Linked DNA regions of Homo sapiens: region 1 is linked to region 2. Evidence: read pairs that join two places in POLR2A ChIA-PET (ENCODE). Cell type or tissue: A673. All regions are shown on one strand. Links, peaks and the distances in the headings refer to the core of each region. The heading gives the core; the rest is flanking DNA. Region 1 overlaps STRN (striatin). Region 2 overlaps HEATR5B (HEAT repeat containing 5B).

The links. ChIA-PET counts read pairs that join two places held together with the same protein. Peaks named below come from ENCODE experiments on the same cell type or tissue, not always from the same donor. Only the 100,000 strongest peaks of a DNase experiment are listed, where the experiment ranks them.
Region 1: POLR2A ChIA-PET joins it to region 2 with 12 read pairs; 4 of 35 experiments call an interaction of 5 or more read pairs at or near these places.

Annotation. Positions count from the first base shown.
Region 1 is chr2:36,882,377-36,898,806 of GRCh38, reverse strand. It overlaps STRN (striatin), which reads left to right. Exons shown (of 18, transcript NM_003162.4): 7 at 4,774-4,909; 8 at 11,981-12,091; 9 at 14,732-14,875. Among named protein-coding and RNA genes, the nearest start is that of STRN, 76 kb to the left of the region's middle. In A673, for the core only: no CTCF peak of the experiment used is centred there; a DNase peak (open chromatin) is centred at 8,846; H3K27ac peaks cover 520 bases.
Region 2 is chr2:36,973,249-36,989,678 of GRCh38, reverse strand. HEATR5B (HEAT repeat containing 5B) reads left to right here. Exons shown (of 36, transcript NM_019024.3): 35 at 820-1,033; 36 at 7,885-8,784. The coding sequence ends at 8,189. Among named protein-coding and RNA genes, the nearest start is that of STRN, 15 kb to the right of the region's middle. In A673, for the core only: no CTCF peak of the experiment used is centred there; no DNase peak of the experiment used is centred there.

The sequences.
Region 1 (16,430 bases), core at 4,850-12,849, 91 kb after region 2:
AAATGTTTGCATTTTCTCTTTCACATTAATTTATGAATAGAGAGGAGGAAAGTAAAGTAATATAAAGCAGATCGGACCTCTAACTAAAAGACTTGGGTTTAAGCTCCAGTTCTGCCACTATTTGTGTTTCTTAATGCTTCAGGCTTAGTTTTTTCATTTGTAAAATGAGGATTGTTATAAATAGCCATCTTAACCTTGGAGGATTTTGTGAGGAACAAAGAGACACTATGTGCGAAAATGATCTGTTTAACTATAAAGTGCTTTCTAAGTGTAACCTCTGTGTGTTTTATGCCTTCTGCTTCTGAGGCTCCATCAGAGACTCAAATTATTACTACCAGATTATTGTTTTCCATCACGACTATTCAATAGTACTCTACTGGTAAAGCCCTGCCTTGGAAATTATTTGAAATTCAAGTAGTAACTTCCAATTTTTCTTATCCAAAGAAGTAGTAATAGCCTGTGTCTTAATTTACCATAGTAAAAGGAAAAGCCTAAATTTCAATGACACTTTTTCTGTGTCCTGATCATCTGGAAATTGGGTAGTCCCTTGTGATTTCTGTGGGATGCTGGCATTGAGATATTATTTTTCCATCAAAATACTTTATTCATAGCTCAGTATTAAATAATGCCTTGAATCATGATGCTATGTTTCTGTTAGTGATATCAATTTAAATATTTAAAATATTTATAAACTAATTATTAAAACTGTTACATATGATCTTACTAGAAATTCCTAAACCATAGACTGTTGTCTTTTTAAGTAAACAACATAATAAATATACTGTCTTCTAATTAGTGCAGATCATAGCAGTTCTGTGCTGCGTGCAGTGGCTTGTGCCTGTAACCCCAGCTACTCAGGAGGCTGAAGTGGGAGGATCACTTGAGGCCAGGAGTTTGGGACCAGCCTAGGCAACATAGCAAGACCCCATATCTAAAAAAAAAATTTTTTTTTAATTAGCCATGTGTGATACTGCATGGGAGGCTGAGGAAGGAGGATCGCTTGAGCCCAGGAATTTGATGTTGCAGTGAGCCATGATCATGCTACTGCACTCAAAAATTTTTTTAGTTTTGGCTGGGTACGGTGGCTCACACCTGTAATCCCAGCACTTTGGGAGGCCGAGACGGATGGATCACTAGGTCAGGAGATCAAGACCATCCTGGCTAACGCGGTGAAACCCTGTCTCTACTAAAAATACAAAAAAAATTAGCTGGGTATGGTGGCGAGTGCCTGTAGTCCCAGCTACTCGGGAGGCTGAGGCAGGAGAATGGCGTGAACCCAGGAGGCAGAGCTTGCAGTGAGCTGAGATTGCGCCACTGCACTCCAGCCTGGGTGACAGAGCGAGACTGTCTCAAAAAAAAAATATATATATATTTTTTAGTTTTTTTTGGAAAAAAATATTTCTAAGCAAATCACTGGTTTTAACAGTTTTGCTTATTTTTTACATTATATTACATTAATTTGCACAGCTACACTCACATAGCTATATGCCGAAAAGGACTTTAACAACCTAATTCTGTGTAGCAGTGAATAAGCATAACTTACTGCATTCTATAGGAAAAGCTGAAAGTTATCCTATTAAAATGTCAAGTAGAACAAGTTTTAAAAATGTTATTTTATTTTATTTTTCTTTTTTTTTTTGAGACGGAGTTTCACTCTTGTTGCCCAGGCTGGAGTGCAGTGGTGTAATCTCAGCTGACTGCAACCTCCGCCTCCTGGGTTCAAGCAATTCTCCTGTCTCAGCCTCCCGAGTAGCTGGGATTACAAGCATGCACCACCACACCCGGCTGATGCTGTATTTTTAGTAGAGACAGGGTTTCTCCATGTTGGTCAGGCTGGTCTCGAACTCCTGACCTCAGGTGATCCGCCTGCCTTGGCCTCCCAAAGTGCAGGGATTACAGGTGTGAGTCACTGCACTTGGCCCTTATTTTTCTTTGCCATCATTATCAGTATTCTCGTCATCACCAGTTAAGTGTAATAACAACTCTGAGATTATACATGCATGTAAAAAGTGATCAGTTTCAAACTGTGTGAAGCCTAACTTCTGCAGCAGCATTTAGTCTCCACATTCAGGAACTTTAGGAGGAAAAAGAATGGAACTAAGAGCTATTAACTATTTTTTTTAGCCACAGTATAAAGAATCCCACGTCCCCTTGTGTCATGGCCCTCCTAATGGTTTTTGAAGTGACAGTTTATTCATTTTTCTAATCTACTTAGGCATCCTGTGCAACCCATAACTTCTTTGGTTTTCTCTTAATTTCCTAAATTGATTTATAAGCTCATCGAAGGTAGAAGTGGAGTGGAACCTTCTATGTCAGGAAGAAAAGTAATACATGCTTATTATTACAAACTCTACCTCTTCCGATTCTGATCCTGTTCTCCAGTGGTAAACACAATTCATTTTTCTTCTCTACCCAAACATTAAAAGCAGAGGACTTTTGGTTTATTTATTTAAAGTGAGATACTTAGTAAATAGTAATCTGCAATGACAGTAATAAATGTCATTTATCTTTATTCTTTGTAAGGTTATACTGAGGTGGTGAGACTAGAAACAAGTTTTTCCCCCCAAGAGTTGCTTTTATTACTTAATACCTAATATTTAATGTTGAAAATATATTCATACTTGGAATTTGAGGTTCCACATGCTTCTTATGGATTTTGCCTGCTCTTTTTGTCAGGCAGTGAGAACGAGGACTCTGTAAGATGTTGGTGGTGGTCCCTCTGAATTACAGCTGGCAACTCATCAGAGTCTAGAAGATGGAGGGATTAAGCCTCTAGGGTAAAAGAAGGTAGATTAGGCAATATATTTATATGTGGAACTCTGAGAATTGGGGTGTCCTGTTGGCATAACTCTTCAGATACACCTGTTTTTTTTCTTTTTTTTTGAGATGGAGTCTCGCACTGTCACCCAGGCTGGGGCGCAGTGGCGTGATGTCAGCTCACTGCAAGCTCCGCCTCCTGGGTTCACGCCATTCTCCTGCCTCAGCCTCCCGAGTAGCTGGGACTACAGGTGCCCACCACCATGCCTCGCTAATTTTTTTTTTTTTTTTTTGTATTTTTAGTAGAGACGGGGTTTTTACCATGTTAGGCAGGAGGGTCTCCACCTCCTGACCTCGTGATCCACCCATCTCGGCCTCCCAAAGTGCTGGGATTACAGGCATGAGCCACCGTACCTGGCCCAGATACACCTTTCTACCTTAGTCTGGCTACCTAGGGAAAATTAGAATAGATTATTAGAATATGGTTTGTATTTATAAAAGAATACACATTCAGCACGGGTTTTCTGTTCCCAGTCTGCCACACTGATCTTGCTTTTTTTGTTTGTTTGTCTAATAGATTTGCTAGATGGTAGATTGGGAGGTGCTGTAAGCATAGAAGTATTTCTTGATTTTAGGAAAATATCCCAAATAGTTAAACAAATTATTCTAGCATCATTAAATAATCCTTTGATTTCTCCTATCCAATTGTGTTTTTTTTTTTTTTAGACGGAGTCTTGCTCTGTCGCCCAGGCTGGAGTGCAGTGGCGCGATCTTGGCTCACTGCAAGCTCTGCCTCCCAGGTTCACGCCATTCTTCTGCCTCAGCCTCCCGAGTAGCTGGGACTACAGGTGCCTGCCACCATGCCTGGCTAATTTTTTGTCTTTTTAGTAGAGACAGGGTTTCACCGTGTTAGCCAGGATGGTCTCGATCTCCTGACCTCTTGATCCACCCACCTCGGCCTCCCAAAGTGCTGGGATTACAGGCATGAGCCACCGGGCCCGGCCACTCCTTTACAGTTTTTATATGTATCAGGACAGTTAAGGCTAGATAGGAGTTGTTTATGATGCCACCTTTGTTCTGTTGGTAGTGGCTTCTTGGAGTGCTGTACTGAGAAGGATTTCTGAGGCTGTATCTTGTTTTTGAAGAAGAATGCTGTGATTGATGAATGATACCAATTAACAGCATGGGAACAGGGCCATACAAGTCACGTGTTTGTCATCTTTGGGGTCTACTTCTCAACTCTCTAGTCTATCCTATTGGTCTGTCTGTAAAACTTTTATAATTTTAAGCCACTCACAATAGCCCAGCGATAACATTTGATCCTATCATGTTATTTCTGTTTTGCATGAAGTGAGTAAGCTGAAGTCTAGAGAAACTGAGATATTGAAATCTTATTCAAAGAAAATGCAAACCTAGCATCCTAATTTCTTTAGGCCCATGTTGGTAAAGGTGACTGAGATGGAGACAGTTCATAAAGAGCTTAGGCATGTAGATCACAAAAATTGTCCCTGCATGTATTCAGCTTAAGTTTTAGCCCTTCAATTGGATTTGTGATTCCAGAGTTATTTCTAAATATAGAAAAATGAACCATAGCAACCTTTACCAATTTGTTGTTAAATCTAAGTTAGATGTACTCTGAAAGATCAACATTTTAGGGAAAAAAATAAATACATGGAGAGCTACTAGAGAAAACTGATGCAAGGTTAGGACAGTAGAAATAATTATGGGAACCTTGTAAATCGTATATCTGTCATTTCAGTACATGTCTTATATTTCAGTATGTGGTTCCGTTAGTTTACTTAAAACAAGCCATAATACCGTTGAGCAAAGTTTAAATTACTGCTTTAAAATTTATAATGTACATATTTTTTAAAACTATGTGATTTTCACTGAGTTAGGTAGTACAGTTATTTAACACAACAAACGTATACTTTCTGAAGAAAATAATTGAATTTTCTTATTCAGTGGTAAAGGGAAACTATCTCCTTTATTTAATTTAGCATGTTTTTTCATTAGATTGTTAGGAAAAAAGCATTGCCTGACAGCGGTGAAGATCGAGATACAAAAGAAGCTCTAAAGGAGTTTGACTTCTTGGTTACATCAGAGGAAGGAGACAATGAATCTAGAAGTGCAGGCGATGGAACAGACTGGGGTAAGGAAGCATACTGGATCCAACCAGAGATGTTAAGTAAATAAAAGAAATTAATATTTTACCAGGAGGGCAACATCTTAACTATAATGTTGAAATATTGAGCATTCTGTGAACTTATTACTACTAGCACCCTTTATCCAGGGTGAATGTGTGTGTATGTTTAAGGAACATTGTATAACTACCTCATTTAAAAAGAAAAAAAAACAACAACAATACAGTATGAAAAGAATTTGAATTACTATACAGAATATTCTCTGTTTTCTGTTTAGACAGTGGAACTTGCAAATCTAGATTTTTGTGGAAATTGATTATGAGACTTTAGTTGGAGGATTTTTGGAGATCTCATTGCTGACATCTTACATGCGAAAAGAAGTATGAGTTAAAAAATTGTAGTCAGTCATTTATCATAAAGATTTGACAGTTCGTAAAAGGCATAGAATTTTTCTTCTCAAAATGTTCTAAAAAATCAAATATTTTAAACACCTAATAAGAGTTGAAACAAGTATTTTGGGGAAAATCCGTCTCATAAAAAAAAGGTCATTTAATTTTTCCTGTAAAAATGTTGTGCATAAATCGTTAAAAGTACGCTTAGGGGTTTTTTTTGCTATTGAAAGCAGTGCCATACTGAAATTACATTTTTAATTGTCTGTAACATATATAAAGAAATCTTACTTAGAGTTGTATATTGACTTTTTATACAGGCATTAAGGCTTATAGCCAGGACTGAGTTGCAGCAGCAGGATCTGCTATGTTTATGCTTTATTACTGGCACCTGAAAGTTTTCATTGTTTTTCTTTCTAGCTCAGCAGTATATTTACTTTTTTTTTTTTCATACCGAGTCTCACTCTGTCACCCGGGCTGGAGTGCAGTGGCTTTTTGATACCGAGTCTCACTCTGTCACCCAGGCTTGAGTGCAGTGGCGTGATCCTGGCTCACTGCAACTTCCAGTTCCCGGGTTCAAGCAATTCTCATGCCTCAGCCTCCTGAGTAGCTGGGACTACAGTGTGCGCCACCAGGCCTGGCTAATTTTTGTATTTTTAGTAGTAACAGGGTTTCACCATGTTGGCCAGGCTGGTCTCGAATTCCTAACATCAGGTGATCTGCCTGCCTCGGCCTTCCAAGGTGCTGGGATATCAAGCATGAGCCACTGCTCCCAGCCTTGTATTTACTTTTTTAAAGTTAGGTTTTATATTATGTTCTTCCCAGAAGAGGATAGGGATCTGTTGGTTTGGGTCCAGCCTTTCATGATGTTTGAACTTGAATTCTCCATATGAATTTTAAAATTATTTCTTCATGTTGTGTGAATAACTGAAGATTAGATTTTAGTTTCATATATATGTAAATAATTTGCAGCTAATTGTTATCTTTTCAATATTGAGTGTTCTTCTCAATAAAAAAGATACATGTCCCAAATTATACAGATTACCCTATTTATAAATAGTGTTTTTTTGTTTTTTGTTTGTTTTTTTCTTTTTCAACTTTCAGTTTTGGGAGTACATTTGCAGGTTTGTTACTTGGGTATATTGCGTGATGATGCAGTTCAGGGTGTAAATGATACTGTCACCCATGTACTGAGCATAGTACCCTTACGTATCAGTTGGTTTTTCAGCGCTTACTGCCCTCCCTGCCTCCTGCCTCTAGTAGTCCCAGGTGTCTTTGTTGCCATCTTTATGTCCCTAAGTGCCTACTGTTTAGCTCCCAGTTATAAGTGAGAACATGTAGTATTTGGTTTTCTGTTTCTATGTTAATTTACTTAGGATAAATACAGATTCTAATATACCTTCGAGAACTAGAACACAGCCTGTAAGACTGGGACACAGGTATTAATTCTGTCTAAATGTTACTTAGTGTGTTTTACTTAAAATGAAGAACTTTTTTTACGTTTTTAGTTACACACATCAGAAATACTAATTAAATCCCTATTTTTTTGGTATATTTCTTCTCTGAAGGAAAAATGAAAGAGTTCTAAAGCCAAAATGAAAAAAAGTAAGATACCTTTTCCTTCTCTCATTCATTTAAAAATTCTGTTGAACTTTTTTCTCCTTCATGATTGCTTGGTCATTATATGTAGTGACTGATAAGAAAACTCTCCTAGATAAGTTCAAGGAAAAGGTTTCCTAATGTTTTTAACAGACAAAAATAGATTTTTTGTAAACTTTTTTCCATCTGAAACATTTTACAGTAAAACTAATTTGTGCTTACCTCAAGGAAATGTTCTTCCTCTGTAAATATTGAACAATCCCAGTGGCACAAGGTCTACAAGAGATATTATGTTATGTTGCTAATTTTTCTGCCTTGCATTCAAAGTAGACTCAACCCCGCCTTACTTATCAGAAACCATTATAATAAGGGCATTTGTTGAATCTTTTTTTTTTGACAGAGTCTCACTCTGTTGCCCAGGCTAGAGTGCAGTGGTGCAATCTTGGCTCACTGAAATCTCCGCCTTCTGGATTCAAGCAGTTCCCTGCCTCAGCCTCCAGAGTAGCTGGGATTACAGGCGCCTGCCACCACGCCCGGCTATTTTTTGTATTTTAGTAGAGACAGGGTTTCACCATGTTGGTCAGGCTGGTCTTGAACTGCTGGCCTCAAATGATCTGCCTGCCTTGGCCTCCCAAAGCGCTGGGATTACAGGTATGAGCCACTAGGCCTGTCCCATTTGTTGAATCTTTTAATGACTCTTCTTGTTGAGGTGTTAAAGTAAGTTACTTAAGTAAGGCTGTCTGTCTATCCCTGATGTGAAATTCGAAATCTGAAATGCTCCAAATTCTGAAACTTTTTGAGCACTGCCATGATATTTAAAGAAAATACGCATTGGAGCATTTTGGATTTTGGATTTTTGGATTGGGGGGTGCTGAACCAGTATAGTACAAATATTCCAAAATCCAAAATAATTTGAAATCCGAAATACTTCTAGTCCCAAGCATTTCGGGTAAGGGATAGTCACCTGTAGTGTATTATTTTGCTTTTATGTTGGAGCTTCCTATGAGAGGAAGAAACTGATTATACTTCTAAGTCCAGCTGACTTCTTCTTGCCCTTAGTGTTCAGTTGAAAATTACTTTCTAGAATGATTGGTAGGTTCATTTGCCCAAGAATCATTAAAAAATAGTTTTCTGGGCCAGGCGCAGTGGCTCACGCCTGTAATCCCAGCACTTTGGGAGGCCGAGGCGGGTGGATCACCTGAGGTCAGGAGTTTGAGACTAGCCTGGCTAACCTGGTGAAACCCCATCTCTACTAAAAATATGAAAATTAGCTGGGCATTGGGGCGGGTGCCTGAAATCCCAGCTACTCGGGAGGCTGAGGTAGGAGAATCACTTGAACCTGGGAGGCAGAGGTTGCAGTGAGCCAAGATGACGCCATTGCACTCCAGCCTGGGCGACAGAGCGAGACTCTGTCTCAAAAAAAAAAAAAAAAAAAAAAAAGTTTTCTGGTGCAGTGATAATATTGACAATAGTAACTTTATAACCATAGCACACAATAAATTTTTCATATGCCTTTACTTTTGCTTAAACCATGTAAATTTGCCATTACCTTCAGGGACTCTGTCATGGTACCAATGACACTTCTTTTCCTTTTTTTGTAGTAAATAAAAGATACTTATTTAGTCATTGAAGAATACAGTGGGTACCTAGTGACTGGCTTTTCTTTCAAGAAAACAAGTCTGGAAACCAAGGAGATGTTAAAGTGAAACAGGCCTTTATTCTGTCTTATTCCCTACTGAGCTTGTGTATCAAGTTACTCATATTTTAGGCAAGTCCACCAACATAGCTGCATCTACTGTGCCACACTGAGGTCTTTCTCTGAGGAATCACACATCTGCATAGATATAGTTGGTCATTTTAATTGTGAATCATATTGCAAGGGTACCGGAGATTGGTTTTTCTCCGAGGACAGCTGCACTGTTCCTTGTGTAACTTCCTTTACTTTAACGTGTGAGTCATAGCTCAGTGTATTATATGATACATGTGTGTACATTTTACCTAGCCTATTATATGAGTCACATGCTTGACTGTTCTCACAACTGAGTTGTCTCCTTCTTTAGTAGTGTGCTGGATAGTTCTGTTAGTGAGCATGAGTAAATGGAATCTTTCGGTTTCCTGGAGGTTTCTTTACCAGTAGTTTGACCTGTATGTTTTAGGATTTTATAATTCAGATTCAAAGGGTTCACTTTTAACAAATTAACAAAACTAGGTTGCAAATCTTGTCTAATTGAGTGAACATTTAAACGATTTTAAGGGTTCTCTCCATCTGTCTTCTACTCTACTCCCCCCCACCCCCCCCAAAAAAAAGAAGAATATGCTTAGGTTGAGAATCTGGTTAGATTCTGGCAAGCAAAAAGATTTTACCATACATCTTCCATGATTGCTATTGTTTTTATGAGTCTAGTAAGATTATAAGGCTACATTTTAACTTCAAAAACCTGAAGACATTTGGGGACCCAAAAGCCATCTAGTTTAATTTATTATTAAGACCTGATTGATGAAAATTAACATTTTTAATTGTTATGTCTTTCTGGGAAAATAAAGAATGTTTCTCCTATTGATAGATTATAGTTAAGTATATAAAAATGTTGTTTAAAATGATTTTTAATAGTATTATATTCAGAGGCCCAGGAAACAGTTTTCTAAACTGGATTGAAACTCAAATTATTAAAAACAGATTTCTGTTTATTATGATTCACTTTGGTTTACTCGGATCATTCATTCAACAAATATTGATCAAGTGCTTTCTATTTGCTGGGTTTTCTAGGTGAAGATACTTATTCTTCTGGTGCTTACATTCAACTAAGAGGATATAGTATGTCAGAAGGTGATAAATGCTATGGAAAGTAGAAAAAGTACAGAGTAAGGGAGATAGAGAGAGCTGGGGTCAGTGTGGGGTAGAGAAGGCAGGTTACAATTCAAAATAGAGTGGTTAGCTGGGTGCAGTGGCTCATGCCTGTAATCCCAGCACTTTGGGAGGCTGAGGTGGGAAGATTGCTTGAGCCCAGGAGTTTGAGACCAGCCTGGGCAACATAGTGAGACCTCATCTCTACAAAAAATTTTTTAAAAATTAGCCGGGCATGGTGGTACACACCTGTTGTCCCAGCTACTTGCAGGGCAGAGGTGGGAGGATCGCTTCAGCCCAGGAGGTCAAGGCTGCAGTGAGTTGAGATTGTGACAGTGCACCCCAGCTGGTTTGATAGAATGAGATTCTGCCTCAAAAATAAATGGATAAGTAAATAAATGCACACACACACACACACACACACACACACACATATAAATTAAAAACCCATGAAATATAGTGGCCATGATAAGCCCCATTGAGAAGATAACAATTGAGTAAAAGACGTGATGAGGGAATTGGCCATCTGGGGAAGAAGTGTTCAGGAAGAAGAAAGCCAGTGCAAATGCCTTAAGATAGTAGCAGCATCCCTGGCATGCCTGAGAAATTTAAGGGAGCCAGAGTGGCTAGAGCAGAGTGATTCTAGGGAGAATGTAGTAAGAAATGACCAGATCATGTTGAGCCATGTAGACCAGTGGTGAGATGGGGAGCCATGGGAGGGATTTGAGCAAGAAGGGTGACACGATCTTTTATTTTAAACCATCTTTGGCTGCTACATTGAGAATAGACTACACAGGGAAACCAGTGTTGATAATAGACATGGGGAAGGGGGAACAATTATTGCAGTAATCCTAGCAAGAGATCATAGTGATCAGAGTAGTAGTAGATGTGCTGAGAAGCCAGATTCTGAATATTTGTGAAGGTAGAGAAAATAGTTTTCCCTGATATATTTTATGTGGAGTGGGAAAGAATGGGTTTTGCTCTGAAAAAGTGCACGTATGGAATTGTCATCAAATAAGGTGGGGAACCCTTTGGATGGAACAGATTGGATGGGGAGAGAGGTTGGGTGTTTGGTTTTGTATGTTTGCTTGGAGGTATCTGTTAGACTTCCTAATGGAAATGTAGAATGAACAGTTGGATGTATCAGTCTTGGGTTCAAGCTAGCATTCTGAGTTAACATTTACATAGCATTATATAGTATTTACATTGTTTTATAGTAAATATAAATACATAACATAGTTTTTAAATTTTCTTCTCTTGAAATAGTGACAATTGATTATTGATTTTCTTTACTACTAGAAACTCAGTTTCCTGTTTTAAGAATTTATAAACTAACATCATTTAAGTTGTAAATTTTAAATGAAGGTTGATTAATAAATTTTTCAAATGCTATGTATTAAGCCTGTAAAATAAAAATTATCACTTACTAATGAACACATGGCAAAAATATAAACTTCTTTAAAAGATCATTGGCGTTTATTTTGTACAATCCCTAAATAAAAATTTTCTCTCATCACATAAATTAATACAAAGTCTTTTTGTGTTAGTCCTAGAGGAATTCTGAAAACGAGAAGTTCTGTTTTTTGTTTTTTGTTTTTTTTTGAGACAGAGTTTTGCTCCTGTTGCCCAGGCGGGAGTGCAATGGCACAATCTCGGCTCATTGCAACCTCCGCCTCCCGGGTTCAGGCGAGTCTTCTGCCTCAGCCTCCCAAGTAACTGGGATTACAGGCATGAGGTACCATGCCCGGCTAATTTTGTATTTATTTATTTATTTATTTATTTATTTATTTATTTATTTATTTATTTTACTAGAAATGGGGTTTCACCTGTTGGTCAGGCTGGTCTTGAACTCCTGACCTCATGTGATCCACCCGCCTCAGCCTCCTAAAGTGCTGGAATTATAGGCGTGAGCCACCCCACCTGGCCGAGAAGTTCTTGATTGTAAAGTGTTTGTGCTTAATTTACTAAAAATCACTAAAATCTTCCGTGTGTGTGTGTGTGTGTGTGTGTGTGTGTGTGTGTGTGTGTGTCTTTCAGGAGAAACTGATTCTAGGAAATTGCACTGATCATTTCTTCTTAGTGATTATATTTTTTTGTGTGACTTATATATATAAAATGAATAAACTGACTTTTTTTAAGTTAGTGATACTATAAAGAAAGTGGTTGTTACGTCATTCAGACATACTGACTCAGAGTGTTCAATATTTTATTGAAAAAGGCTGTTTCATTTGTTTCACTCTGTTTAGAAAAGGAAGACCAGTGTCTCATGCCTGAAGCCTGGAATGTGGACCAGGGAGTAATTACCAAACTCAAGGAACAATACAAAAAGGAGAGAAAGGGGAAAAAGGGGGTGAAGAGTAAGTGGAAAACATTGTATCTGTAAATCATAAATCTTGCCTCTTTACATCCCCCAGTTTTTTTTTTCAATGTTTTCCTAAATCTACTTACTCTTTTTCATTTCTGCTCCTGACCTCTTTCCTTTTCACCTGCTCTCAGGGGTTGAAATTAAATGATTAGCTATTTAATTATGAACTTAAAAGAAAACAACCCACATGTACTTATGGAATCATGTATACTATATCCCAATAATAAATCCAGAGCCTCATGAGTGTTGGGCTATGTATTCAAACACAGTGATAATTTGATTTTTAAAAGTACCTGTGCTTAATTATAACAATGTTTTTCTTTTTCATTGACAATTTATAACTCATTTAGTGTGACCCTCTGGCAATCCACCAAAATTATTGCTTATAATTTTAGACATTGGTGACAGAAAGTTAATTTCTACCCCTGAATATTCTATGTGTTCATAACATGCAGTTCATTTGCTCATACCACTATATGCTATACAGGGCACAGAGTCAAATATATAACTTCTAAAAATATTTATTTTCTATTTAAACATTTTTGGCCAATTTTACTTATAACATTATTACCAATGACCTTTTTTCCTTTTTAATGTATGCCACATCAAAAACAAAATCCAAAAGGAAATTTCTAGCCCTGTGAATCATATATGTTTAATTATTTCATTATGCAAATTGTTTAGCAATGGATCTAGTTAAGAATGTAAAATGGAAATACAAAACCTTACAAACCATTCCTGAAAACAGTCTTAAATCATCTTCTTAGGGGAACAAGGCTAAATTACCTCCTTGTGTTTCTACCCTCGTTGACAATATGGGCCTCCCTTTTATGGTAATAGGAATTTGATTATTTGAGATGTTAAGGTAGTATAAAGTGAGATTAAAATCTAACTTAGTGAGAAATGTATTTTAAAGTTGCGAAAGACTGGAAAGGTATGCTTTTTCTTTTTCTCTCTCTGTAGTGATGCTAAAGCTTATTAAAGACCAGTCATTCCTGTTAGGACATTCTTTTAAACTTTATTACTTAAAAGCATTTAAACCTTTATTTAAAATATTTTAGAAATTACAAGCGTTTAGCTTGATTTGATAAAAAGTCAGTGTCTGTTATTGATGTTAAACCATTACATAATGAGAGATGATGTTGTAATGCTATCTCAAGATAGATTAAATCAGAATGAGAAAGATTAATATTAAAACATAAGCACATTTCATACCTTTTCGCCAAATATACTTACTGATAGACAATTTAATCTTAACAAGCATAGGGAGATGATTTGTCTTGGCTTTTGAGAGTCATGACAAAAAACCAGTTAAACTGAAATTTTGAGGAAAATTTGAATGTCATATGTGAGAAATAATTTCCAGATTAACTTAATGTTGATATTTTTCTTTAGGTCATTATGCTACAAAAATGAATGTCTTGAAATACAAAAGATCCTTTAGTTGGAAAGGTAACCAGGACTTAGGCACAATCCATCTACTTTTCCATTGGTTATTCAGTTCTTGTCAAATATCAAGGCATTGCTGTAGTTGGAATTTAACTGAAACTGCACCATTTGACTGGAACAATATTCCTACTAATAGAAGCAATTGGATTTCTTAAATCGGGGGATTAAAATGTGTTCAGACATCTAGCACATGGTTTTTTTTTAGTATGGTGAAGAAAAATGACACTGTAAGGGAGAAATTTTAACATCTTTCATTGAAGAGAGAGGGACTACACATTTCAGCACATTTTGTTTAATGTCTTCAGTTCATGTTATCTTGATAAAATAGCAATCTAGGAACAAGTAAAGACTTAGGATAAAAATAGAACTGAAGCCATGCTTTGAATTGATATATAAAGCATTGAGTTATAAACCACCATAAATTTTTTTTTTTTAATTGAACTAGTACTCATTGGAAAAGTTTGAGTCTTTTCAATGTGGTCTAGTAGAGATATTTCCAGTCAAATCCTGTACTCCAATCATACCATCTTGAAATACATTTCTAGGCATTAGTAAAAATTGCTTAAAAATAGTTGTATTCTTTGCTGGTATAGGAACAAACCATAACAGACTTTGGGTAAGATTTTCCCATTCTTAATTAAACTTGTAACAGGAAAAACTACTGAAGATCTGTTTCAGCCTCTATCCTATATAAAACAGTCAAAACAGGGATGTGGGAGAATGAAGAATCAAAGTTTAGGTAAGTAATCGGTAGGGCATGAGACTTCACCTCGGGTACCATAGCTTCAGGATGTAAGGCAATTAATGCAACTTAATTTAAACAAACAGGGATGTTACTGTTTAATTCAGTGCACAGTAGGCTCACAATCTGTATCTGGCTGCATTTAGAGCAATATTCAGTGGCTAAAGAATGTTATTTTTCATGGTCTAACTGGACACGAGCATTCTTTTTTATGTAAATAGTGATATCCCATTTGCTTAATTTAAAAAGTATAATTCTTTTCAAGAAATAAACTTTTACAGTAATTTGAAAACTTGAAAATAATTCTTATTAATCTAGTAGAATATTTTTAAAGGTAAATATTGACAGATGGAAAATAAGGCTTATAATACCATTTTGATGCAATTGGATAATTCTCTTTTCTCTTTTTTATCTCCTCCCACCCCCCCTTTTTTTGGCTAGGGCCCAATAGGTCAAAACTACAAGATATGCTTGCTAATTTGAGAGATGTTGATGAACTTCCTTCATTGCAGCCATCTGTGGGTTCACCTTCCAGACCCAGCAGCTCCAGGCTTCCTGAACATGAAATTAATAGGGCAGATGAAGGTAAGTATTTAAGATACTCTGGAGCACAAAATGCACTTGGATGTATATCTTTAAATTCATTCATTAGAAAGGCCTCTCCTATTAGAGAGAACTTTATTCTGCAGATGTTTGATCTGCATAGTTTTCCCCAAATGCAAGCTTTCTTACATTCAAGGGAGTTTGATTCCAACTTCAATCTTCAAGACTTGAGAAGGTGCATACACTTAAAAACCAACTCTAAATTCTGGTTTAAAATATCCGCTGGCTCCACTGATGCCCATGGCCCTATATATACCATTCCAACATTGGAAAAATTAGCAGTCTGTAAATTGGTAGTAAATGTTTACTTTGAAACTCATATAAATATTTAAGCAATTTATTAATGATAATTGAAAAAGGGGATAAAGTCACCTAAAAGTCTAGTCACATATTCTGCTATTTTAACTTGTTCCCTTTCAGTCTTGGTTCACATGTGTATACTTTTTTTTTGTTTTTTGAGATGGAGTCTCGCTCTATCGCCCAGGCTGGAGTGCAGTGGCATGACCTTGGCTCGCTACAACCTCCACCTCCCAGGTTCAAGTGATTCTCTTGCCTTAGCCTCCTGAGTAGCTGAGATTACAGGCACCTGCCGCCAAGCCTAGCTAATTTTTTTGTATTTTTAGTAGAGATGGGGTTTTGCCATGTTGGCCAGGCTGGCCTCGAATTCCTGACCTCAAGTGATCTGCCCATCTTGGGCTCCCAAAGTGCTGGGATTACAGGCATGAGCCACCATGCCTGGCCTCACATGTATATACTTTTTATACAGGTATAGAATATACCTATATAAAAATATGCATTATTCTACATCATGTATAATAATTCTATTTTGTGTTCTTAAAATCATACAAATGATTTTCATAATGATAATTTTAAGATTGTATATTATATTGTAGACTTGATATGAAACTTTTGAATATTTAGGTTATTTTTAGTCTTTTGCAGTGTAATCTTATGGTATATAAATACAGTTCTTTCTTTTAGACACAAGGTCTGATTTATCTGTTTATAAATGTGTAAAATGCTTGTATGTGGAAATTGATTTTGAAGTACATATTTAGGCTGAGCCTGGTGGTTCCTTGGGAGGCTGAGGTGGGAGGACACTTGAGCCCAGGAGGTTTGTTTTGTTTTTTGTTTGTTTGTTTTTGGAGACAGGCTGTCACTCTGTCACTCAGATTAGAGTGCAGTGGCGCAATCACAGCTCACCACAACCTTGACCTCTCAGGCTCAGGTGATACTTCCACCTCAGCCTCCTGAGTAGCTAGGACTATAGGCACATGCCACCATGCCCAGATAACTTTTTTATGCTTTTTGTAGAGACATGGTTTTGCCATGTTGTTCAGGCTGATCTCAAACTCCTGGGCTCAAGTGATCCAACTGCGTCGGCCTCCCAAAGTGCTGGGATTACAGGCATGAGCCACTGGGCTCAGCCGCAGTTCAGGAGTTTGAGACTGTAGTGCGTGATGATTGAGTCAGTGAATAGCTACTGCACTCCAGCCTGGGTGACATACTGAAACCCTGTCTCTTAAAACAATCAAAT
Region 2 (16,430 bases), core at 4,353-12,352:
TAAAAAAGTGTTAATCTGAAGCCTTTCTAATACAAAGTGGAGCCAGTAAGACTTTATTTTCTAGGTCTGGAAACCTTACATTGTTAACAGTCATTTCCAGGGAATCAAGTGGTTTTGAGATATCTAAGCAATGTATTTTTATAGCTTTGTTTCAGATCATTCAAATATTTAACCTTCCTTAGTAAATATATTTGGTTAAAATGGGAGGGACAATTGTACATTAAAGGAAGAATTAAAAACAGAAGTGGGAATAACTGATTTCTAACTTATTTCACAGTATTAAAATATGGGAATTGGCCGGGCATGGTGGCTCACACCTGTAATCCCAGCACTTTGGGAGGCCAAAGCGGGCAGATCACAAGGTCAGGAGATTGAGAGCGTCCTGACCAACATGGTGAAACCCCGTCTCTACTAAAAATACAAAAATTAGCTGGGTGTGGTGGTGCGCACCTGTAATCCCAGCTACTTGGGAGGCTGAGGCAGGAGAATCGCTTGAACCCGGGAGGCAGAGATTGCAGTGAGCCAAAATGGTGCCACTGCACTCTAGCCTGGCGACAGAGCGAGACTCCATCTCAAAAAAAGAAAAAAGAAATACAGGAATTGTATAAGCATGGTGATTTGGTCATTAAAATATATGAACATTTTTGACTAATTTTTGTCACAAAATTCTATTCTACTCCATTTCTCTAAGTAGAAAATGTAATTTCCATTTTTGTCCTGCAGTATCACTTATTTTCAGTACATAGTAAGATGCAATGTGATTGTAGAGCAAATAAGAACTATACACATGTTAATTGATAATATGTTCTTCTTATATAGGTTCAAGCCAAATGTTACCAGCTTCTCCTCTCAGTCTTCCAGCATTCCAATCGTGCCCTTTCAACTCCTTATATTCATTCATTAGCTCCAATAGTGGTTGAAAAGCTAAAAGCTGTTGAAAGAAACAGACCAGCCAGTAACATAGAGCTTTTAGCGGTTCAAGAAGGAATAAAAGTTCTTGAAACACTGGTTGCTCTTGGTGAAGAACAAAACAGTAAGTATATTCTTATAAAAAGCTACTAGTTCAGAATGAAGATCTGTATTGTATATAAATCTTATTTGATATTAGAAACAGGCCTGCTGGGCGCAGTGGCTTACACTTTGGGAGTCCCAGCACTCTGGGAGGCCAAGGTGGGTGGATCACGAGGTCAGGAGATCGAGACCATCCTGGCCAACATAGTGAAACCTGATCTCTACTAATAATACAAAAATTAGCTGGGTGTGTGGCGCACACCTGCTGTCCCAGCTACTTGGGAGGCTGAAGCAGGAGAATCACTTGGACCCGGGAGTTGGAGGTTGCAGTGAGCCGAGATCATGCCAGCGCACTCCAGCCTGGCAACAGAGCGAGACTCCATCTCAAAAAAAAAAGAAAAGAAAAAAAACCAGGCCTTTGCTTCTGTTACATAATGTAGTGAGTTGATTTTTTTCTTTGTTTGTTTTTGAGCAGGAAGTTCAAATGAATTGCCAATGGCATTTCAACACAGCGATTTTTTTTTTTCTAGGAATGTATGCATCCCTTAAGATCTAGGAAAAATATAGATGTTTAATAGGGTTTTTTTTTCTTTTTTTTTAGACAGTCTCGCTCTGTCACCCAGGCTGGCATGCAATGGCACCATCTTGGCTCACTGCAACCTCTGCCTCCTGCACTGAAACAATCCTCCCACCTCAGCCTCCGGAGTAGCTGGGACTACAGGCATGTGCCACCATGCCTGGCTAATTTTTGTATTTTTTGTAGAGACAGGTTTTTGCCATGTTGCCCAGGTTGGTCTCTGACTCCTCCTGGACTCAAGCGATCCACCTGCCTTGGCCTTTCAAAGTGCTAGAATTACAGGTGTGAGCTACCATGCCCATTTCATAGGGTTTTAAAATAATATATTCTAATCTTCATAATAGAGGTATAAAAGCTTTATAACAAATATAACCAGTTAAGTATTAATACCAAACATAATTATTAAAATATCTCAAAACTTGTTATTTAGAATTTTTTTTAATTTAATGAAAAACTACTGCATACATCCATTTAACCAGAAACTTATGCAGTTTAATATATTTTCTTTATTCCCTTAATACTTAAGCTTTGATTTTATCACAATATTTGTCCTTCAAAATATGATTTTTAATTGTAGACAGACTGTACTTTTTAAACTAGTATCTTATGATTGAACATTAAGCTGTTTTTAATTTTTCAAGATCACAAATGAAGCTTTTTTTTTTTTTTTGAAACAAAGTCTTGCCCAGGCTGGAGTGCGGTGGCACGATCTTGGCTCACCGCAACCTCCGCCTCTGAAGTTCAAGTGATTCTCCTGCCTCAGCCTCCTGAGTAGCTGGGATTACAGGCATGTGCCATAACGCCTGGCTTAGTTTTGTATTTTGAGTAGAGATGGGGTTTCACCACCTTGGCCAAGTTGGTCTTGAACTCCTCACCTCAAGTAATCCACCTGCCTCAGCCTCCCAAAGTGCTCGGATTACAAGCGTGAGCCGCTGCACCTGGCCGAGATGAGCATCTTTATTCTTAAATTATTTCTGTCAGATTCCTAAGAGTGAAATGACTGGAGAGAAGGGAATGCACATTTTAAGACTTTTAATTGGCCAGGCGCAGTGGCTCATGCCTGTAATCCCAACACTTTGGGAGGCCAAGGTGAGCAGATCACTTGAGATCAGGAGTTTAAGACTAGCCTGGCAAACGTGGTGGAACCCCATCTCTACTAAAAATACAAAAAATTAGCTGCACGCGGTGGCTCATGCCTGTAATCCCAGCACTTTGGGAGGCCAAGGCAGGCAGATCATCTGAGATCAGGAGTTCGAGACCAACCTGACCGATATGATGAAACCCTGTCTCTACTAAAAGTACAAAAATTAGCCAGGCCTCGTGGTATGCGCCTGTAATCCCAGCTACTCGGGAGACTGGACGGGAGAATTGCTTGAACCCGGGAGGCGGAGGTTGCAGTGAGCTGAGATCACCCCACTGGGCTCCAGCCTGGGTGACAGAGCGAGACTCCATCTCAAAAAAAAGAAAAAAAGACTTTTAATCTATATTGTCACATTGCTCTCCACCTACAAACTGTACCTGTTTTTTCTTTTCTGTTAAAAATTTTTTCCTCTTCTCTTAAAAACATTTCACAGAAAATTGGAAAAGTAGTGGAGATTTTTGAAAAGCGATTTCAATAGCTCCTCTATAAAATAATAATCCAGAACTATGCCAGTAGAAGAAAAGAATGCAGAGGAGAAAGTGGAAGAAAGGTTTATCTGATTTGATGATTAACTGGTTATAGAAGGCAAAAGAAAAGAAGCAAGTATTACTATGTTGCATGAAAACAACATCAAAATTGGGAAAGTCAGAAAAGGCAGTGTTTGGAGAAGTTGATAAATTTAGTTGAAATTAGTAACAATATAGGTTATTTAGGCAAAAATTTTATGACTGACATGGCCTATGTTTGGCAAATCAAAATAACTTTATTTGTATTTTTATTTTACTAATTGTAAATTCCATAAAGATGAGGACTGAATCTTACTCACTTTGTAATCCCAGCACTAAGTTTTATTGCGTTCTAGTATTTAAAATATTTTTGAGTTGACTCTTGGGATCAATTCCTTTACAGGCACCCTAATTTGGAGTTAAATTTAGCATGAGGACAGATAGGGAAGGGAACTTTTTTTTTAATTCTGTATTGTTTGATTTTTTTGACAGTAAGAATATATATATCATTTGTATAATTAAATATAGTTTAATAGCTAGTTAGGCTTTAGCAATATCTTTGAAATAAATGACCCTTTTTCAGTTTAAGATATAAAACAACCAAAGCATTGTAATTTCAACTATCAACCAGACCAATTTGTAGCATTATTAATGAGGTGTAGCAATGATCAGCACCATTGGTCAGGTGTGGTGGCTCACGCCTGTAATGCCAACACTTTGGGAGACCAAAGCGGATGGATCACGAGTTCAGGAGTTCAGGACCAGCCTGGCCAATATGGTGAAACCCCGTCTCTACTGAAAAAAAAAAAAAAAAAAAAAAAAGCCAGGAGTGGTGGCACATGCCTGTAGTCCCAGCTACTCATGAGGCTGAGGCAGGAGAATCGCTTGAACCCAGGAGGCAGAGGTTGCAGTGAGCCGAGATCACACCACTGCACTCCAGCCTGGGCAACAGAGTGAGACTCTGTCTCAAAAAAAAAAAAAAAAACCAAAAAAAAGCACCATCGTGATTTCTTCATTTTTTTAATGGACTGCTTCACTACTCAGATAACAGATGTTTTGTACTCTAACAAGACTTTTAAGAGGTAGAATAAGCAGTTTGCCTGTTTTTAAAATTAAAACTGAATCTAAGACTAAATGCCATAAAAAACCAAAGGCACACAAGTCTCATTGGTGAAATAAGATGACACTCATTAGGAGGATACCATCAAATAAATGAATGAATGTAAATCATATTAATTTGATGGCAACATTTTTATACTTCACTTCATATTTTACATAGTTACATGATTCCAAGAGGGTAAATTTTCAGCTTTTGAATTTAAGTCGTTCAACTTTTTTCATCCCATTTACAGATGTTAATTTTGTTGTCAACTTTACAGTATCCGGTATAAGAATGGGCAGTATATGTTTTTTCACCCTGCATGACCAAGGTTATAAGCTAAAAATATTAGAATTATATTTGACTCCTTGTTCATCATCTTTATTGAATCTGTTATTCAAATCTTGTCCCATTTCTTTCTGAAATTTCTCTAGGTTTCAAGAGAAACTTGCACCTTATTCTTATATCTAATCACCTCCTAAATAGATAACTATAATAGTTTTCCTAGCTGATATTCCCCATCAAATTTACCTAAAGTAATTTTATCTCTCCTTTGCTTAAGAATTTGGAAAAGTTTACTCTTTCCTTACAGCATCAAGTCTGAACGTCTTTGCTTGCTTTTCAAAATATTTTTTCTGCTCCCCAACGTGTACCTACTAACCTGACCAGACCAGTTTCCTTTCTGTGCTCCTTTTAATCGCTTACATTGTTCATATTATTTTCACTTTCTTCAGTTGTTTTTTCTCTTATTTTTTTCTTATACAAATCTATTAAACCTACATTAGATCTTTTCTTTGAGAAATATTGCCTAATTGCGTAGCTCACTCCGATTTTACCCTTCATAGAATTTATTTGGTATTTGTAACCAACCAAATAAAATCCCAAAGTATTCCTCAGTTTTGTGATTCTCTTGGTGAATTCTATACGGAAATGCTACCCACGTTTTTTAGCACTTAGTACTCTAATTGTTCTATGTGCTGTCTACTGTTTTCATTTAGATAATAAAAGAATCCAGGTAGAAACAAATTATGTAACATTTCCTATAATGCTTAGCATATTTCTAGATATTTGATGAATACTTAAATAACTTATATTTTTTCCAGTTTTATATATATATATATATATATATTTTTTTTTTTTTTTTGAGACAGAGTTTCACTCTTGTTGCCCAGGCTGGAGTGCAGTGGCCTGATCTTGGCTCACTGCAACCTCCGCCTCCCGAGTTCAAGTGATTCTCCTGCCTCAGCCTCAGGAGTAGCTGGGATTACAGGCGCCTGCCACCACGTCCAGCTAATTTGTTATATTTTTAGTAGAGATAGGGTTTCACCATGTTGGCCAGGCTGGTCTCGAACTCCTGGCCTCAGGTGATCCACCCGCCTCAGCCTCCCAAAGTGCTGAGATTACAGGCATGAGCCACTGCGTCCGGCCTCCAGTTATATTTTAAAATTGTTAAAACCAAAACCTTAATTTTCAACCTACTGTTGAAAACCTACTATTGAAACCTCTTCCAATTTAGCAAGCCAATATACTGAAGATAATTTTATATATATTTTATAATTCTCTACTTTATTTTTATTATGAAAGCCAGCTTTTATAATACTATTAACTTTTTTTTTTGAAAGGGAGTCTCGCTTTGTCGCCCATGCTGGAGTGCAATGGCACGATCTCTGCTCGCTGAGACCTCTGCCTCCCAGGTTCAAGCGATTCTCCTGCCTCAGCCTCCAGAGTAGCTGGGATTACAGGCATGTGCCACCACACCCAGCTAATATTTTTGGGTTTTTTTGTTTTGTTTTGTTTTGTTTTTTGAGACAGAGTTTCGCTCTTGTTGCCCAGGCTGGAGTGCAATGGCACGATCTCGGCTCACCACAACCTCCGCCTTCCAGATTCAAGCGATTCTCCTGCCTCAGTCTCCCTAGTAGCTGGGATTACAGGCATGCGCCACCATGCCCGGCTAATTTTTTTTTTTTTTTTGTATTTTTAGTAGAGATAGGGTTTCTCCATGTTGGTTAGGCTGGTCTCAAACTCCTGACCAGGGGATCCGCCCACCTTGGCCTCCCAAAGTGCTAGGATTACAGGCATGAGCCCACCGCGCCTACCCCTATAATACTATTAACATTGTACATGAGGGAAATTGAACTAAATCTAGAAGATTGGAGGATTTACCTGGGACTTTAAAAATAAGCTTTTTACCTCTTTTCTGAAAACTTAATATGGAAACAAATCCATTTAATTGGAAACTTCTGGGTAGTTGCCAAGAGAAAGAGTATGTATGTTTATTCATTCAAAGCATAGTTACTGGATGGCTGTGTACCAGGTAGTGTTCTAGGCATTGAGAATTTCTCGTGAAATAAAACAGGCAAAGGTCCCTGATCTCATGGAGCTTACATTTCTGGTAGGAAAACACAGACAATAAACACTTCTCGTCCCCTATACGTGTGTGTGTGTGTGTGTGTGTGTGTGTGTGTGTGTGTGTGTGTGTGTATCTGTGTCTGTTATATGTAGACATGTATCTTTGTGCAATTTTATATAGTGATGATGGATATATCAATTTTAGATGTAGATATAACATCTATAGTTAGATGCAGGAATTGATAGGAGCTGTGAAGAAAAAAATACAGCAGGGAAAGAAAATAGGGAGTAAGGTCCAGGGTGGAACTGGGATTCTGGAAAGGCTTCACTGATTATTATCACTGTCCTTGCTGACATCAGTGAGTGTCACACATTCTCTACCAGATGCTTCCTCCTGCCTTACAATTGCGTCAGTTGTCATTCTACAAAAATTAACAGTAATTAAGGGGGAGAACGCGTAATTCTCAATGTGATTATGAGATGTTATACACACACACAATTACATATAAAGGTTAATTGTTAAAAAAAATCACCTTTAATGAAACTTATATCCCAGGATGGAGTTGTTAATATAAGTAAAGACAAAAGACTAACAAAAGGAGATGAAGCCTCCAAATAAATACTTTTTTAAGGACTTGGAATTTATATCAGTCGGACATAGGTTCTTGTTTTTTTAACCCTAAGCTTATGTATTCCCTTAGTTTTGAGGAATTTCCCCTCACTGTGAGTTTTGGGGGATGATGAAATAGGAAAAAAGTTGTATTGTATTTCTACTTAAAGAGGAAAGAAACAACTAGTGTTAGTTAAATAATGGTAAATAGATGCTTTTCAGGTTTCTGTTCCTCACTCCAATCTCCTGATTCTAGAATGCCCGTAAAAATTTTATAATCTTACTCTCAAGATACATTCTACCAGGTGGCAATTGTAAAGTGTTTTATTACTTTTTAACCTTTGGCCCTTTTTTTTTTTTAAGTAAAGCAAATTAATATAAATGTAAAATATACAATATTAACAAACCTGGTTTCCAGCTTGTACATTTAGTAAATATTTAATATTAATTACGAGTTATTGAGGTCTAAAGTAGGCTGTGCATGTGTACTTATATTTTATTATGTTCAGTCTTCCATGGCAATTGCCTAGTTTTTAAAGTTTATTATAATCCTTATGTTTGTGATCTTTTTTCATACTTTATTATTTACAGGAGTCCAGCTACTTGCTCTTTTAGTTCCCACTTTGATATCTTACCTGCTGGATGAAAATTCTTTTGCCTCAGCAAGTTCAGCTTCCAAAGATCTTCATGAGTTTGCACTCCAGAATTTAATGCATATTGGACCTCTGTATCCACATGCTTTCAAGACAGTAATGGGGGCTGCTCCTGAGTTGAAAGTGCGTCTAGAAACTGCCGTTCGAGCAAGCCAAGCGAGCAAAGCTAAAGCGGCTGCCAGACAACCAGCCCCCGCCATACATTCTGCACCAACAATTAAGCTAAAAACAAGTTTTTTTTAATTTGTAATTTCATTTATTTGTATTTATGTTGTCAACTAGCCCCTAATTAGTGATGGCCACTGTATCATTCCAGGCTACCTATGGGTTCTGTTTTATTTGTATATTGGTATTATAGTGCTTCCAAGTAGGTTAAGTGAAATAATGCTCACACCACTTATTGATTTTTAAGGAGTGATTTTTTTTATCATGTGGTGAATATGTTTTCATTTTCCTCCTAATAATGTTTCTCTTTTGTTAACTTATTTATTTTTCAAACACTGAGCCATAGTCTTAAATTTAAATGCTAAAAACAATTGTATCATGTAGTCGGGCAGCCTATTGATACTGTCAGGGGAAAAAAATGGGTCAGAACTCAGCATCTGTCATGAAAAAAATCAATTGAAAAACAAGCAGATTTTAAATTTTGAAGTAATCAAAATAATGGAAAGTGTCTGTTTTGTGGTGTATATACTATGAATAAAATCACAGCATTTTCTAAGCATTTCCCAAAATGTCCTTATCTTTCTGATGGATCTTTTAGCTTTCATATCAAATTACTAAATTATGCTATGTATATTTTAGTTGGTAACAATTAAAATTCTCATTTAAAGGTTCACTAAAATGTTTAAATGTAATATAATATTCTGCTTTTTTTAATGGCTAAAATTTGGCTTCAGTTATGTTTTGTAATTACAGAACCTCAAGTTCTGGCTATGATGGTTAGTTTCCTTCATCAAATATTTATTGAATGCCTACTGTGTATAAGGCATCAAGCTAAGTGCTGCAGGGGATACAAAAATGAATTAGGCATAATTACAGTGATGCCATTCTTTCATGTAGTGGGCATTTTACCGTACGAAATAGATAATTCACACAATGAATGTTTGCCACAGCATTTAGCAAATTTTAAACACCAAGTTTTACCGCACAGTGTAACAGACTGAACAAGTATTATCAAAAGCAAGTCACTTTCTGAACATTTATCTTCTTTTCTCTTTTCCTTTCTTTTCCTTTTTCTTTTAGAGACAGAGTCTTGCACTGTTGCCCAGACTGGAGTGCAATCATAGCTCACTACACTTGAACTCCACTCAGCCTTTTAGATACCTGAGATAGGTACTTTGTCTTGCCTGTTTTCTCACTGACTTTTGGGTGTTTTTTTCTTTTCTTTTTTCTTTTCTTTTTTTTTTAGATGGAGTCTCTCTCTGTCGCGCCCAGGCTAGAGTGCAGTCGCGCGGTCTTGGCTCACTGCAACCTCCGCCTCCTGGGTTCAAGCAATTCTCCTGCCTCAGCCTCCTGAATAGCTGACATTACAGGCACCCGCCACCACACCCAGCTAATTTGTATTTTTAGTAGAGACGGGGCTTCATGTTGGTCAGGCTGGTCTCGAACTCCTGACCTCAGGTGATCTGCCTGCCTCTGTCTCCCAAAGTGCTGGGATTACAGGCGTGAGCCACCATGCCCAGCTTCTTTTCATTTTTGTTTTGTTTTGTTTTGTTTTGAAGCAGGGTCTCACTTTTGCCCAGGCTGGAGTGCAGTGGCACATGACCACGGCTCACTGCAGCCTCAATCACCCAGGCTTGAATGATCCTCCCACCTCAGCCTGCCAAAGTGCTGGGATTACAGGCGTGAGCCACCACACTTGGCGCTGGTTGTTTTTTCATTTCAGGTTTGCATTGCCACAATTATTCTCCTTGGTTTTTGTTTTTGTTTTCGCTAACAACTTCATGGAGATCCAGTTCACATACCATACAACTCAATTCAGTTTGGGCATGGTGGCTCACACCTGTAATCCCAACACTTTGGGAGGCTGAGGCCAGGAGTTTGAGGCAGCCTGGGCAACACAGCAAGTCCTCATCTCTACGTTAAACAAAAAGAAAATTAGCCAGACGCAGTGGTGCACTCCTGTAGTCCCAGCTACTCAGGAGGCTGAGACAGGAGAATTGCTTGAGCCCAGGAGTTTGAGGCTGCAATAAATTGTGATCATGCCACTGTATCCCAGCAAAGTGTACAGTTCAATGGTTTTTAGTGGTGCCACCATCACCACAATCAATTATGAACATTACCCCAAAAAGAAACCTTGTATCCTTTAGCTATCCTCCTACCATCTCCCCATTTCCCCCCAACTTAGGCTACCACTAATCTACTTTCTGTCTCTGGATTTTCCTCTCATGGACATTTCATATAAATTGAACCACTTAATATGTGGTTTTTTGTGACTGGCTTCTTACTGTAATGTTTTCTGTTTGCTTGTTTTTTGAGATGGGATCTTGCTCTGTTGCCCAGGCTGGAGTGCAGTGGCGCAATCTCAGCTCACTGCAGCCTCTACCTCCTGGGCTCAAGCAATCCTCCCACCTCAGGCTCCTGAGTAGCTGGGATTACAGGCGCACACCACCATGCCCTGCTAATTTTTCATATTTTTGTTAGAGGCAGGGTTTCACCACGTTGCCCAGGCTGGTCTTAAACTCCTGAGCTCAAGTGATCCATCTGCCTCAGCCTTCCAAAGTTCTGGTATTACAGGCATGAGCCACCAACCCACTGTAATGTTTGTTTCTTTGTTTGTTTTTGAGATGGAGCCTCACTCTGTCACCCAGGCTGGAGTGCAGTGGCACAGTCTTGGCTCACTGCAACCTCTGCCTCCTGGGTTCCAGCGATTCTCCTACCTCAGCCTCCCCAGTAGCTGGGATTACAGGCACACGCCGCCACGCCTGGCTAATTTTTTGTTTCACCGTGTTGGCCAGGCTGGTCTTGAACTCCTGAGCTCAGGCAATCCGCCTTCCTCAGCCTCCCAAAGTGCTGGGATTACAGGCGTGAGCCACCACATCCGGCCCACTGTAATGTTTTTTAAGGTTCATCCATGTTGTAGCATGAATCTGCACTTCATTCCTTTTTATGGCTGCATAGTATTCCATTGTATATATACCACATTTTGTGAATCTACTCATCAGTTGCAGGACATTTGGATTTTTCCATCTTTTTCTTGCCTGTTAGGAATAATGATGCTATGAGCAATTATGTACAAGTTTTGGGGTGGACATATGTTTTAATATTACTTGAGTATATACCTAGGAGTGAAATTGCTTGTTCAAATAAGTCTACCTTTTTCCTTTTTTTTTTCTTAAATATGGCCTTTCTGACTCATGTTTAACTTTCTAAGGAACCACCAGACTGTTTCTAATCTCCTTATTTTTTTGCACACATGCATGTACACACGTAACCCCTTTTCCCTCATCTATTTATAAAGTATGTTTATTTCTGCCTTGGCTATTTTTTGCTGTTCTTGGCTTCTCCCATCATTTCCCACTTTAGGGTAGACTGCATCATGCATTAGCAATGATCCTCTCCCTCCCTGTCTCCCTTCCTCTCTCTCTCAGTACATCTTTATGCTTTCTGTAGACCCTTCTGTTTTTGGTTTTTTTTTTTTTTTTTTTTTTTTTTTTTTTTTTTTTTGAGGCGGAGTTTCACTCTTGTTGCCCAGGCTGGAGTGCAATGGCATGATCTCGGCTCACCTCAACCTCCGCCTTCCAGGTTCAAGTGATTCTCCTGCCTCAGCATCCCGAGTAACTGGGATTACAGGCATGTGCCACTGCGACTGGCTAATTTTGTATTTTTAGTAGAGACAGGGTTTCTCCATGTTGGTCAGGCTGGTCTTGAACTCCTGAACTCAGGTGATCCACCTGCCTCGGCCTCCCAAAGTGCTGGGATTACAGGCGTGAGCCACCGTGCTTGGCCTTCTCTAGACCCTTCTAAGTCACTGACAACTTCTAGTTTTCTGTGATCATATCTGTAAAGGGAAGATCTGTTTGAAGATTATTAATTTGTTCTGCTGCCCAACCCATGAGATTTTTCTCAACCTAAATAATCTTATTTATTTGATTATGAACATCCAGTATCATGAAGCTAAAAGGAGAAGCAACATGATAGCCAGTAATTCTTTCTGAAGCATACTCTGAGCAGTTTTCATAGTTCAAGACAAAGTATCTTCTGTTTGCTTTCTAAGTTCTTACTAATCAATATTATACATTTGAATTATTATTTTTTGAGACAGGGTCTTGCTCTGTCACAAGGGCTAGATTGCAGTGTTGTCATCGTAGTTCACTAGAGCCACAAACTCCTGGGCTGCAGCGATCCTCCCTCCTCAGCTTCCTAAAGTGGTGGGATTACAGGCATGAGCCACTGCACCCAGCCTGAATTCTTTTTTTTTTTTTGAGACGGAGTCTCACTGTCGCCCAGGCTGGAGTGCAGTGGCTTGATCTCAGCTCACTGCAACCTCCGTCTCTTGGGTTCAAGCGATTCTCCTGCTTCAGCCTCCCAAGTAGCTGGGATTACAGGCGCCCGCCACAATGCCTGGCTAATTTTTGTATTTTTAGTAGAGATGGAGTTTCGCCATGTTGGCCAGGCTGACCTTGAACTCCCGACCTCAGGTGATCTGCCCACCTCGGCCTCCCAAAGTGCTGAGATGACAGGTATGAGCCACCGCGCGCCCAGGCCTGAGTTCTTTTTTTGTTTTGTTTTTGAGACAGAGTCTCGCTCTTCTGTCACCCAGGCTGGAGTGCAGTGGCGCAGATCTCGGCTGACTGCAAGCTCCGCCTCCCAGGTTCACACCATTCTCCTGCCTCAGCCCCCCGAGTAGCTGGGACTACAGTCTCCCGCCACCATGCCCAGCTAATTTTTTGTATTTTTAGTAGAGACAGGGTTTCACCGTGTTAGCCAGGACGGTCTCGATCTCCTGACCTCATGATCCGTCCACCTCAGCCTCCCAAAGTGCTGGGATTACAGGCGTGAGCCACAGTGCCCGGACCAGGCCTGATTTCTTAATTAGAGAAAACTCATCCCTGATAAGGCAAGTATCCCTGTTCTAAGTAGGTTCTGTCATCAACTAGGAATAGAAGTTTAGACAACCTGACCCTTTGGGGCTTCAGTTTTCTCATCTATAGAATGAGAAAATTTAGTAAATATCCTCTCTCTGATCTTTTACACATTAAAAAAAAAAAGTACATATAGCTGAATATTTGTCCTGCTTATTTTTATCAAGAGAATTTTTGGCCAGTCCTTTAATATTGGTACATAACATTATTTAGTCTGACAAGCAGTCTTTACATGTGTGTAGAACTACTATCACAGTGTAACAGTGTAAAATACAGTAAACAAGGCTGGGCTTGGTGGCTGATGCCTGTAATCCCAGCTCTTTGGAAGGCTGAGATTGGAGGATTGCTTGAGGCCAGGACTTCGAGCCCATCCTGTGTAACATAGCAAGAGCTTGGGAGACTGACAGAGGAGACACACTTGAGCCCAGGAGTTCAAGTTTACAGTGAGCTATCATCACGCTGCTGCACTACAGTCTGGGTGACAGAAAGGGACCCTGACTCAAAACAACAACAACAGCAACAACAAAAAAACAACCCACTAAACATAATCCAGATATAGAAGTTAAAATACTACAGGTTGGTATTGTCAGTAAGAATGACCATTTCTGTTGTGTTCCAAGCACTGTGTTAGACACTTCATACCCATTATTTATTTTCATTTAAACAATGCTGAATGATGGATATAATTATCCCAATATTGAAGACATTTATTTATATGAATTATTATCCCTACATTTTTTTTCCTCTAGTTTATTTTCGATATTAGAATTCTTAAATCTCAGTTGGAATTTTTAGGTTGATGTCAGACATGGCTAGAGTAGAACTATAAATAAATTTCTTGCCTCAGTGCTTTCCATTAGATGGATTATTTTTAAAACCTGATTTAATAATTACAAACTCATTTCTAGTTCTCTCATATCTAAAACCTTATGAAAGTATTATTTATGGGCTTCACAGAATTTTATTAAGAATTTCATATCTTAATCATTTTTTAATTTATTATTTATTTATTATTTTTTGAAACAGGGTCTCCCTCCATCGCCCAGCCTAGAGTGCAGTGGCATGGTCACAGCTCACTGAACCTCAGCTTCCTGGGCTCACGTGATCCTCACACCTCGGCTTCCCAAAGTGTTGGGATTACAGGCATGAGCCACAGCGCCCAGCCTGCCTCAGCCTCACAAGTAGCTGGGGCTACAGGCACATGCAACCATGCCTAGCTAAATTTTTTTTTTTTTTTTTTTAAGAGACAGGGTTTCACGTGTTGCCCAGGCGGGTCTTGAACTCCTGAACTCAAACAGTCCGTTTGCTTCGGATTCCAAAGTGCTGGGATTATAGGCATCAGACTCGGACCCTGGTCCCTTAATCATAATTTAGAAAAATTATACTGAGCTAAGTTTTGTTTCGTTTTGTTTTGTTTTTTTGAGACAGTCTTGCCCTGTCGCTCAGGCTGGAGTGCAGTGGCGCAATCTCAGCTCACCGCAACCTCCACCTCCCGAGTAGCTGGGACTACAGGTGAGTGCCTCCACGCCCAGCTAATTTTTGTATTTTTAGTAGAGACTGGGTTTTGCCAGGTTGGCTGGGCTGGTCTCGAACTCCTGGTCTCAAGTAATCCGTCCACCTCAGCCTCCCAAGTGCTGCGATTACAGATGTGAGCTACCACCAGTAGGAATCATTTTTTGATGGTTACTTAATAATGGATGTACCATTATTGACTTAGTCATTATGCTAATCTTAGGTAATTTACTTCCAGTTTATGTATGTATATATAAACTGGAAACTATATTTCCATATTTCCAGTATATATATATATATGTGTATATATATGTATATGTATATATGTATGTATATGTAAATATATGTATATATGTATATATATGTATATGTATATATATGTATGTATATGTAAATATATGTATATATGTATATATATGTATATTTATATAGACACACACACACATATATATGTATATACAAAGCGTGTGTGTGTGTGTATATATATATATATATATATATATATATATATATATATATATATATATATATAAAGTGTGGGCCAGGCGCGGTGGCTCACTCCTGTAATCCCAGCACTTTGGGAGGCCGAGGCGGGCGGATCACGAAGTCAGGAGATTGAGACCATCCTGGCTAACACGGTGAAACTCCGTCTCTGCTAAAAGTACAAAAAAAAAAAAAATTAACCGGGCGTGGTGGTGGGCGCCTGTAGTCCCAGCTACTCAGGAGGCTGAGGCAGGAGAATGGCATGAACCTGGGAGGCGGAGCTTGCAGTAAGCCGAGATCGCGCCACTGCACTCCAGCCTGGGCGACAGAGCGAGACTCCATCTCAAATAATAATAATTATGTTGCATTTGTGTTTAAAAAAATAGAACTTTGTGGCCAGGCACAGTGGCTCACGCCTGTAATCCCGTCATTTTGGGAGGTCAAGACGGGCGGATCACCTGAGGTCGGGAGTTCGAGACCAGCCTGACCAACATGGAGAAACCCCGTCTCTACTAAAAATACAAAATTAGCCAGGTATGGTGGTGCATGCCTGTAGTCCCAGCTACTTGGGAGGCTGAGGCAGGAGGATCACTTGAACCCAAGAGACAGAGGTTGCAGTGAGCCAAGATTGTGCCACCGGACTCCAGCCTGGGTGACAGAGCAAGACTCCTCAAAAAAAAAAAAAAAACAACAACAGTAATCACTATCACTTTTATGTTGCTCTTTATGTGTTGGCCATATTGGAGTTCTTTCAACATATCAAATATACTGTGTACTTTTCTTCCTCAGGGTATTTCAATTTTGCCAAAAATGCTCCCCATCCCACCGTCATCTTCTAGCTTATTTATACTCTTTCTTTAACATTTTAATCCGGCTACATTCTTATAAAGAAAAGTTGCAGCATTAATTTGGTTATTGCCATATACTAAAAACCATGTTATTTAAGTTATCTTTTTCCCCTACAATGAATTTTTATATATTGGCTCCTTAAGCTTGAATACTATCAGTTTATCAGGAATAATGTTATGTATTAGAGTTCACGTGAAAGTGTATATAAGCTGGTTCCAACCACTCCCACTCTTGTTACTTCATGTCCTGCAGCTGAGGGGAAATCTGGGAGAGAAGATAACATAGATAATGATAGAATTTTCCATTACAGAGAACAACTGCAAGTACTATAATTAACACATATTGAACAACAGTAGAATATTGAGGGCCTGGAGAGTAGAGGGAGAGAGATATAGTACAAGCGAAATAGGTTAAATCCTGTTTTAGAAGATCTAAGGAAAACAATGTGTTCAAAATGAAACAAAATGTATTGGATTTCTTCAACTTCATTCATTTCTCTTGTTTTTCTTGCACAGTGCCCAGATTTCGTTCCACCTCCCCCTCGCCCATCATA